Linked DNA regions of Homo sapiens: region 2 is linked to region 1. Evidence: read pairs that join two places in POLR2A ChIA-PET (ENCODE). Cell type or tissue: Panc1. All regions are shown on one strand. Links, peaks and the distances in the headings refer to the core of each region. The heading gives the core; the rest is flanking DNA. Region 1 has its middle 17 kb from the start of REEP3. Region 2 holds the start of MIR1296 (microRNA 1296).

Region 1 (5,390 bases), core at 244-5,243:
TGCATAAATGAGTTAAGGTACATTTTGACAATGAAATATTAGCACTAGAAAAAAATGAGCTATCAGGCCTTGAAGAGACATGGAGGAACCTGAAATTCATATTAGTAAGTGAAGCCAACCTGAAAAGGCTGCACAGTGTATGATTATGACTGCATGACATCTAGAAAAGGCAAAAACCATGGAGACTGTAAAAAGATTAGCCATTATTATGGGTTACAGGGGAGAGAGGGGTGAATAATCAGAGAACAGGGTTTTTAGGGCAATGAAACTATTATGTACAGTACTATAATAGTGCATACATGTCATTATACATATGTCAAAGATGGTAGAATGCACAACATCAAGAGTGAACCCTAATGTTAACTATGGACTTTGGTTGATAATACTGGGTCACTGTAGGTTCATTGATGGTAACAAATGTACCATTCTTCTGTGGGATGTTGATATTGGAGGAGGTTGTGTCTGTGTAGGGACAGGCGGTAAATGGGAACTCTGTACTTTCCACTCAGTTTGGCTGTGACCCTAAAACAGTCTTAAGAAACAAATTTTATTAAAAAATAAGTCTCAGAAGAAAAAATATGCAAAGGATATCTGCAGAAAGTTTACAAAAGCAGCTAGGCTTTTCCAGGTGGCCAGGAAAATGGCCTGGATATAATCCCAGCTAATTCAGAAAAGTACATGGTGCAAGTTCAGAACTGGGGCTTGTTCAAGAAGCATAGTTTAAAACCAGAAGGAATTAAAAAGGAATTCTATTTGTCTTCAAAGAGTGTATTAAAGGGAACTTAATTCATAACCACATTAATATTTTTTACAAGTTCCTTTTCTCTTTTCCTTGCTTCCTGCTGCCCAGGAACTTCTCACTGGTCAAACTCTAAAGCTTTCTTCCTAAATCCCAACCAACAAGGTTTCTTCTCATCAACATTTCCTTCTTTATTCCTTTATTATATTGATCAACTTAGTTCCAGCAAATCTTCCTTTTTAGGAAGGGCAGAATGAGTAGAGGAGGAAGACTGAGTACACTCACATGTTAATAAATTTTGGCATGTCACACTAAGAAAGTGTTTTTGGTCTCACTGATTATTAAAGAAATCCAGATAAAAATTTTCTTACCTGCCAAATTAGCAGCTATTAAATAGAAGGATACTGCTGTATTGTTGAGAATGTGTGGATACCAGTAAGTTCTTATTGGAGAGAAGAAAGACTAAATTTTGGCAGGGGGAGAAATTGTACACGTTTGCCTTCTCATGGATGTCAGGCTTCGATTCTGAATCCCACCTGTAAGACTTTATCTCAGGCCTGTTTCAGGTTATGTGTGTGTTGATGGGGGGTGGGTACTGTGGGGGGAGGAGGGCTATCTAGTATGTGTTTAAAAGCTCTATTTGCATCCCTGTTTGTTTTACATTCTCAAAAGTGACTCTACACTATTTATCTTGAAATTGTTTGTACAGCCTATGCTCAAATCTTCTGTGATGCTTCTTGAACAAACATTCTCAGTTCCTACCCCAGACCAACTAAATCAGAATCTCTGGGTAGGACCCAGTAATTTTTTTAAAAGCCCACCATAATTAAATATATAATTAGCTATATGGTTAAATAATCAGAGCCATTATAACAGACTCTAAAGTTGTGAACTTCTGCTCTGCTATGAAGCTTCCAATCCCATTCAGCTGAAACCCTGAAAATACTTGTCCATCTCTAAAATCTTGAATTTTCAATCATCTTACCGTGAAATTCCTTTGTGTTACTTAGCATCCTCCCTTCTTTTTATGTCTGGTTCTAAGGAGGAACATGTATGCCTTGCTAAAAATCACTCGAGGAAGCTTTTTTTTTTTTTTTTTTGAGACGGACTCTCCTACTGTCACCCAGGCTGGAGTGCAGTGGCGCGATCTCGGCTCACTTCAAGCTCCGCCTCCCTGGTTCATGCCATTCTCCTGCCTCAGCCTCCTTAGTAGCTGGGACTACAGGCGCCCGCCACCATTCCCAGCTAATTTTTTAAAAAATATTTTTAATAGAGACGGGGTTTCACCGTGTTAGCCAGGATGGTCTCGATCTCCTGACCTCGTGATCCGCCTGCCTAGGCCTCCCAAAGTGCTGGGGTTATAGGCGTGAGCCACTGTGCCCAGCTGAGGAAGCTTTTTTAAATGGAGATAAGACCTTGCTGTGTCACTCATGCTGGAGTACAGTGGTATGATCATAGCTCACCTCAAACTCCTGGGCTCAGTTGATCCTGTCTCAGCCTCCCGAGTAGCTGGGACTGCAGGCTTGTGCCACCAAGCTCGGCTAACATTTTATTTTTATTTTTTGTAGAGACAGGGTCTTGTTTTGTTGCCTGGGGTGGTGTTGAACTCCTGGCCTCAAGTGTGCTGGGATTATAGATGTGAGCCACCTCTGTGTCTGGCCCCCTATTTCTATTATTGACCTGTTTCAATCTGCATAGCAAGCAGAGTGGCCTTTTTAGTGCACAAATGAGAGAACCTCTTAAAACTCCCTCCAGTGGCTTTCCTTGCACTTGGATTAAATTTCATGTTTGCCCACAAAGCCTTGTGTGAGCTGGTCCCTGCTTGCCTTTCCAAATTCATCTTATTATCATTATCCTCCTGGCCCACTAAGCTTCAGTCCTATTGGCCTTTCTTCTGTTTCTGTAAACATGTCAGCCTCCTTTTTCCTTAGGGTCGTTGATTCTGCTGTTCCCTGCTTCAGAATGAGCAACTGTCTCACCTGCATTGGCTTCTTAATGCTATTCAGATTCCGTGGTGACTCCTTCATTTATTACCCAATCTCACCTAACCACCTAATCACTCCTGGGTCATCCTGTTGCAGTTCTCTGCATTGTACTTAACCACTGGCTGCTGTTGTTGTTTTCTGTTTCCTCCTCCAATTAGAATGTGAGCTCTGTTAGAGCAGGAATGTTGTCTGCCCTGTTTTATTGTAGTAGTCTCAGTACCTATATATCTCCTATATAACATCCTCTAGGAATTTGGGTGGTTATCTATAGCCAGAAAAGTACAGAAACAAGTAATGACTTTATACATTAGGTTTATTATACTTTTTGTCCATAGGGCACCCATAACATTTTATGTAGTATACCTCAACCAAAATCAGCCATAACAGAATGATCAGTTTAAGGGTGTCATGGCAGAGTGTGGCTTGTAGCAGCTCAAGTGGAATGAGCAAGGAAGCAGAATAGGGAAAACTGCCCATGAAACACAAGCATGTGGACCCTGGTGGTTGGAGATACTGCTTAATCTATCAAAATGATCCACATCCCAGAGGAGGCTAGGATGGAGACTCAATGATCATACTCTAAGCAGTCACCAGGAGATTTTAGGAGTTGAAGGGGCAGAACTACGAAAGTTGTCAAAGGCAAATTAATCAACAAGTATCCAGGAGAATCTGAAAGTAATGGGAAGAAACCAGATAAATGGGAAGAAAAATTGCTCTGGATTCACAGCAAAGAATAATGTTGAGTCAACTTTAGCTTTTTCAGCTCGTGCTGGTGAGAGCCAATCTCAGTTTATTAGGCTTGCCCGTAGGAATAAAAAGCAGCTGGTCGGTTGTGAGTGTGGTATTCAGAGGGAGGGAGTAAGGGACAGGAGTAAGGGTGGGGCAGGCACATTACTGGTATAGAAACCTTTAGCAGAAACTCACATGTTAGATCCATCATAGATCATGCAGGTCTTTTAGTCCATTGTCTCCCAAACTTTTCATAGAAAGGATCTCTTAAATTGTTTTTTCCACTATTAATTTCACACTACGAAAATGTTTTTGCTCAGAACGCTTAATTATTAATAATTTGTCTCCCAGTTTTTAGCAAAAGATTCTAATTAGGGCAACATATTAGTATCTATACTGAATTGACCTAAGTTGAACTAAAAGCCCCCCCAAAAACCCCTAAAAAACCTACAATTTTAGTTAGGGAATTTCACATTTAAATGATTGTTTCATTTAGATTTTGGAAGTATTAAAAATGGCCTGTGGCCTTTAGGTTGAGAGCTTTTGGAACTTGGTCATTAAAGGCCTAAGCATATTTCTCAGGCCCTTTGTCTTTAAATATATCTTTGTGTGTCACTTAAGGGCTAAGCTTTTTTACATGGATCATTTAGCTTTAAGACTCAGTTTCCCCATCTGCAAAATGGGTATAATAATAGTATCTACTTCCAGGAGTTATTTTGAAGATCATTTGAAGCACTTGGCATATTGGGTGATACATAGTATGTGCTCAGTAATTGTTACCCATTATTCTGTTTTTATTGCTGTTATCTACAGCTGTGCAGCTCATGTTTCTCGGAATAGTCTTGTAGATTTTGGATTCAAAGTTTGATCTTTTTATCCGTAAGAATTGATTCCAAGTTAGAGTGAGACCCTGTATCAAAAAAATAAAATAAAAATAATTGATTCCCTTTCTTTTAGCTCCAAGAAATACAGAGTTGAACAAAGAATATATTATATTGGCAGTTGTGGGTGGAAGGAGAGTTGAAGAGCTGGCAGCTGGCAGGTTTTTTTTTTTTTTTTTTTTTTTGAGACAAAGTCTCGCTCTGTCACCCAGGCTGGAGTGCAGTGGCGCAACTTGGCTCACTGCAAGCTCCGCCTCGCGGGTTCACACCATGCTCCTGCCTCAGCCTCCCGAGTAGCTGGGACTGTAGATGCCCGCCACCATGCCCGGCTAATTTTTGTATGTTTATTAGAGACGGGGGTTTCACTATGTTGGTCAGGCTGGTCTTGAACTCCTGACCTCTTGATCCACCTGCCTCGGCCTCCCAAAGTGCTGGGATTACAGGCATGAGCCACGGTGCCTGGCCGCCGGCAGGTTTTTAAAGCTAACATTTTATACAAAAAACAGCTTTTCTAGTTTCAGTGAGCACAAACAAGCTTTAACTTCAGTGGTAAGTGGGTTACTGATGTGCAGCTGCTGGTGATGTTTTAGGGGTAACCTTACTTGGGAGAAAGGAGATAGAAGTGAAATCTGCAAACTGGCAAAATTTGTAAAACTGATTCTGACCTTAATTGTCTCTCATGCATTCCATTTTCTTGCAACATGTTTCACAATAGGAATCAATATAGAAATGAATGTACATAAATAAGTATATTTCCTTGGTAGCCATTTGGCATATTATTTCAACACAGGAAGGAAAATATTTCCCTTATAAATTATCAGTCTTATTTACTACCTTTAGAAAAATGATAAATTTGGCCGTATTTTAAATACCAAAATGAAGTCTTTACCCTGTCCCTGCCTCCTTTCTTCTCGCCTTCTTTTTCTTTCTTAGGACCATTATCAGTTTGTTCATAGGTGATGATTTTGCTGGAGAATTAATAAAGCAATCATGTGGCAGAAATAGTAGTAGTATTCTTTTTTTGTTTTGTTTTGTTCTTTTTTTTTGAGATGGAGA
Region 2 (5,390 bases), core at 337-5,336, 130 kb after region 1:
TTGTAAAAATTAATAAACAAGTGAAGTGAGAATGCTTGTTTGTAATAATTAAGAAAATAGTCAATTTAAGTTTCATAAGCATTTTGCAAACATTTATATACAGTTGATATGACTGAGATTTTATTGTTTCCTTTTTTGTTCATTAAAATTTGGCTTCTTTAAGGATGTCTATAAACAGCAATTATAAAGTTAAGCGTTTTAAAATTCCTACAGCGTAATGAAATACTATATCTACAGATTTGAGAAATTTGAGGGATCTGTATATGAGATGGCAATAGAATGAAACAGTAGAAACTAATACTTTGTCTTTAATTTTCTACAAATTTAATGTTTCTATTTCTGTGCACATGATACTTGCTTTATGTTCTTTTGTATTTAAACATGTTTGTATTTATTATCTTCTTTCTAGTTGTTTCACTCCTCGTGTGGTACTTGTTTAATATTACATATCAGTTACGTTATCTTGTCTACCTCTTATACCTAGAAATTAGTGGAAACTGGCAGTGTACCTGCTGTTTCTTGAGATCATGACAAGACAAAAACAAATCCTGTTGTCTCATTAACATATTTTAAAGTATATTTTTTAAAACTTAACATAATTGCATCTTCAGCAAAATATGAATAGTATAATACCCAGGCTCCTTCTCTGGAATTGTCTGGTTCCTCTTTCTTTCTAGGATATCAGTAGCAAAACATTTATGGGAGCACCACATGTAAGATGCTGAAGTGGTGTCTTTTTTTGCTTGGTCCTGTACAATCAGAGTACCACTTGAGGCCATTCTAATGCTGTAGGCTGAGGTAACTTGCGTCTTCATGTAAGTTACTTAATAGATTGTTAAATTTTATTTACTTTTTAATAAAGTAAAATACTTGTGAAAGCACATTTATCGGCACCAGGGAAAGAAAGTGTTGGCATTCATAATTGAAATCAACGAATCACCTACCTAACTGGGTTAGGGCCCTGGCTCCATCTCCTTTAGGAAAACCTTCTGTGGGGAGTGGGGCTTCGACCCTAACCCAGGTGGGCTGTAACACTGCTGTGTTTTCTAAGGGGCAGAGTTTTCTACTACTTTTCCGCTGGCCCAGCCTTCCAGATCACCCCAACCAGTGCTCCTATATAACCATCCTGTGCTCCTATAGAACTTTGTTTTGTACCTCTGTTTTAACAATCAGCACATTCTGCTTTGTATTATACCTATTTGTTTGCATGTCTGTCTTCCCTTAATAGATTGTAAGTTCTTTGAGGACAGGAGTCATGTCTTAGTCATCTATGTATGGTTCCTTGGAGTCTAGCACAGTGCTTTACCCATCTCAGAAAGTAAATTCTTATTTTAAAGTGATGAATGTGCTGCAACCCAGCTAGTGAAAAAGAACCCTACTGGGAGTTATCACAAGTTTTCTGACTATTAACATATGATAATATCAAAGGACAGGAAAGCAGAATCACCCAATTGTGGTAAAACTGTGAGTTACCAATTTTAAACATGTCAATATATAATAAAAAATACTAAAAAGCTTATAATGCCAATTCTCATCAGGTACAAATTTGATTCCTGAAATCACCAAGGGGAAAAATGTAAAATTACCTGAAATGCGTTATTTTAAAGATGTTAAAGGAAGAAACAGAAGTCCTCACAATTGACTTAAATATTCAAATCTTTGATAATTTACTTGAATTTCTGAATTGAGTTTTAGGAAACTCAGACTACTTTTTCTCAATGTAGCTTTTCCTTCATAGATAGGCAATTCTGGTTCAACCAGGAATTGTGATGACATCATAAACACGTAAACTCTTAGCAATTTATTTATTTTAAAATATTCTCTTAGAGTGCTTTTTACTTACTATCTGTTCCAAAAGAAACCCCCTCAAAGGAGAATAGAGTTCACTGCTCTTTGGGACAAGATTACCTTTATATCCAGCAGTTATCAAAGTTGGTTTAGATTATGGCCTCAAGCAAATTTTACTAAAATGTGAAAATATGCCACCTTCCAAGTCAGAAATAAACTTTGGAGTATGTTCATTTAAAGAGTTTTTACATATTTATAATTGAATTTCCACAATTAGAATAAACAGTTGCATGTCTTTTTGTACTTTGTTAAATAATGAAATGGAAGTAATGACAATATAACTTCAGGATTGTTATTTCTCTACAAGGTAAAGCACTTTAAGAGATCAAATTATACATAATAAAATATTAAGCTTTTTAAATGATAAACTCTAATACTGGCATGTATTGCAATGAACGAGTTCACACACTCATATCTTGTGGATTATAAAATGACATTATTCTTTTGGAAAGTATTATGTTATAAGAACCATAAGAAGTTCATACTCTTTGATTCATTAATTCTAGTCTTAGGAAACGATGCTTGAAAAACAGTTTTTAAAAAGTGTATTCAGTTTAGCTAATGTTTGTCACGTACCTCATACGAATTAGACACTGTGGTGGGAGCTGCAGATTAAAAAAATGAAAGGTTTAATGTTATTAGAAGAAAGATGTTTATTGCAGTCTTATTAAAGAGGAAAAGAAAAATGGAACAACCTTGATGTTCAACAATTTGTGAATGCTGTTAAATTAATATTTTGGCATATTATGCAGCTTTAAAAGTGATAATTGTACATACTTTAGGAAAATGTAGAGAAAATTTAAGTAAAAAAAATTAATTACATCAGCACTAGAATTATGTATTTAAAAAGTCTTATAGACCAGGGACAGTGGCTCATGCCTATAATCCCAGCACTTTGGGAGGTTGAGGCGGGAGAATTGCTTGAGTCCAGGAGTTCAAGACCAGCCAGGGCAGCATAGCTATACCCTCATCCCTACCAAAAAAAAAAAAAAATTAGCCTATTGTAGTGGCGCAAGCCTTGTAGTCCCAGCTACTCAGGAGGTTGAGGTGGGAGGATTGCTTGACTCCAGGAGTACAAGGCTATGGTGAGCTATGATTATGCCATTGCACTCCAGCCTGGGCAATGGAGCAAGACCCTGTCTCAACGGAAAATATATATATTATAAAGTAATGGAGATCATTATTTTATATTATGGCAGAATTTTGCCTGACCAAAATTGTCTTTTCCCTAAAAAACAACTATTATTTCCTAGCAAATTGGAAATTTCATATAATGATGTTATTCAGTATTTTATATTTTGGAGGTAGTCTTCTTCAAATGAGTTATTTTAGTAAACTTGTTTTATGTTTCTGTTAATATACTTTGATAGGTATTATTTGTGTTTTGCTATTGCAGCATTTAAAAAACTGTCCTTAATATACAAAGAATTAACACTTAATAAAAATGACAGCTTAAACCATAACAAAGTAAAATATAATGAAGATTATTTAAGGCTTGTTTTAAGTCTGTCTGAATTTCTTGTTTACTTCTAGATTTGCATGGCTTGAACGTTAGAATTGGGGGGAAAATAGCAGTTATCAAGGAAGGTAGCATAATATGTTAAGGACATAGACTTTGTGGCATATTTCTTGGTTCAAATCCTGATTCTTCCATTTACTGTTAATGTCATTTATACTCTGTATGTCTCACTGTGTTCATAATAGTAATATCTACCACACAGAGTAGTGAAGATCAAGCAAGACAGTATATAAATAAAACTTCAGTATAGCACTGCAGTGAGTTTAGATAGGTGTACACTTTGAGAGAAACCTCTGTAAGAACACCCTCACTTCTGGCACTAGTTTCAAGTTTGAGGCATTCCCAAAACCATCCACAGGGTTGATAAATCACTGGAAGATTGATATAACTCATTGAGAGCTGTTACATTCATGCCTACAGTTTATTGCAGAGAAAGTATACGAATTAAAATCAGCCAGGGGAAGAGATGTTTAGGGTAGAGTCCAGACTCTTCTCCCTGTGCAGTCATGTCCAGCATTATCTTTTTATGTCCACAGTATGTGAGTTTCGTCAGTGAAGAAACTCATCTGAGTCTTTGATTTTCCAGTTTTACTGGGGCTCAAAATCACATACTAGCTGAAAGGTGTAGCTTTGGCCTCTGGGAGGTCAGACTAATAACTTTAGTTCTCACTTCTTCTGGAGGTCAGAATTGATACTGGAATGTCGAAAGCCCCCATTGTAAATCACATTGTTAAACTGTCCAGTGGCCAAAGCCTCCAGGCAAACAAAAACACTCCTATCAAGCAGGTACTCCTAAGAAGCAAGATATTCTAGAGCCCTGGAGATCATCTCTCAGTTGCCAAGGTGGAAGCCCAGGCATCTTTTTCTTCTTTGGTGTATAGGCTATGCCCTAGCCTTTGGCCTACACTCTTAAAGCAAAATGAATATATTTGAACGTCTACATTTAGGTTTTATATGACAGACATTGCAGTAGTAACTTTTTGAATATGCCTAATATTGGGAGGAGCCAGTGTTGAATAGGTGTACATTTAAATAAACAGTCAATCTAATTTATAAAGCCATTATGTACATCATTTTCTTGTACTAATTTAATTACTCATTTTCCCCCGGATTTACCACTATTTTTGTATCTTATGAAAAATTCATGCAGGACTATTGGCATAGAAATTAGTTGATGGGCTGGGCACGGTAGCAAACGCCTGTAATCCCAGCACTTTGGGAGGCTGAGGTGGGGGGTATCACTTGAGGTTAGGAGTTCGAGACCAGCCTGGCCAACATGGTGAAACCCCATCTCCGCTAAAAATACAAAAATTAGCCAGGTGTGGTGGTGCACTTCCATAATACCAGCTGCTTGGGAGGCTGAGGCGAGAATTGCTTGAACCTGGAAGGCAGAGGTTGCAGTGAGCCGAGATTGCATCATTGCACTCCTGGGCAACAGAGTGAGACGAGAAGAGGAGAAGAAAAGAGAGAGAGAAAGAGAAAGAAAACAGGAAGAAAAGGAAGGAAGGAAAGAAGAAAAGAAAGAAAGAGGAAGAAAAATTAGTTGATGGTTAACTAATTCTTCCTTAGGCTATTCATTTTCCATCATTATTACACCCTGAGGAGGCTTTAACTAAATTTCCTGATACATTAGATGATCAATATCAGTATTATAAGATTGATTTCTATAAGGGGCTGGGCGTGATGATTCATGCCTATAATCCCAGCACTTTGGGAGGCGAGGGTGGGCAGATCACCTGAGGTCAGGAGTTCGAGACCAGCCTGGCCAACATGGCTAAACCCTGTCTCTACTGTAGTCCCAGCTACTTGGGAGGCTGAGGCAGGAAAATCGCTTGAACCTGGGAGGTGGAGGTTGCAGTGAGCTGAGATCATGAGACTACACTCCGGCCAGGGCAGCTGAGCGAGACTCTGTCTCAAAACAAAACAAAAAAAGATTTATTTACATAAGGTAAATGAATCTTAGCAACAGTGTCACTTGTTATGCCATAGTGTGTTATGTCACAACGTGATGCTGTTTTATTAC

Evidence for each region. Peaks named below come from ENCODE experiments on the same cell type or tissue, not always from the same donor. Only the 100,000 strongest peaks of a DNase experiment are listed, where the experiment ranks them.
Region 2: POLR2A ChIA-PET joins it to region 1 with 13 read pairs; 2 of 35 experiments call an interaction of 5 or more read pairs at or near these places.

What each region holds. Positions count from the first base shown.
Region 1 is chr10:63,501,766-63,507,155 of GRCh38, reverse strand. It overlaps a transcript of JMJD1C not described here. Among named protein-coding and RNA genes, the nearest start is that of REEP3, 17 kb to the left of the region's middle. In Panc1, for the core only: no CTCF peak of the experiment used is centred there; no DNase peak of the experiment used is centred there; H3K27ac peaks cover 581 bases.
Region 2 is chr10:63,368,597-63,373,986 of GRCh38, reverse strand. All of the region lies in intron 2 of JMJD1C (jumonji domain containing 1C), which reads left to right. It overlaps MIR1296 (microRNA 1296), which reads left to right and starts at 939; the gene lies at 939-1,030. In Panc1, for the core only: no CTCF peak of the experiment used is centred there; no DNase peak of the experiment used is centred there.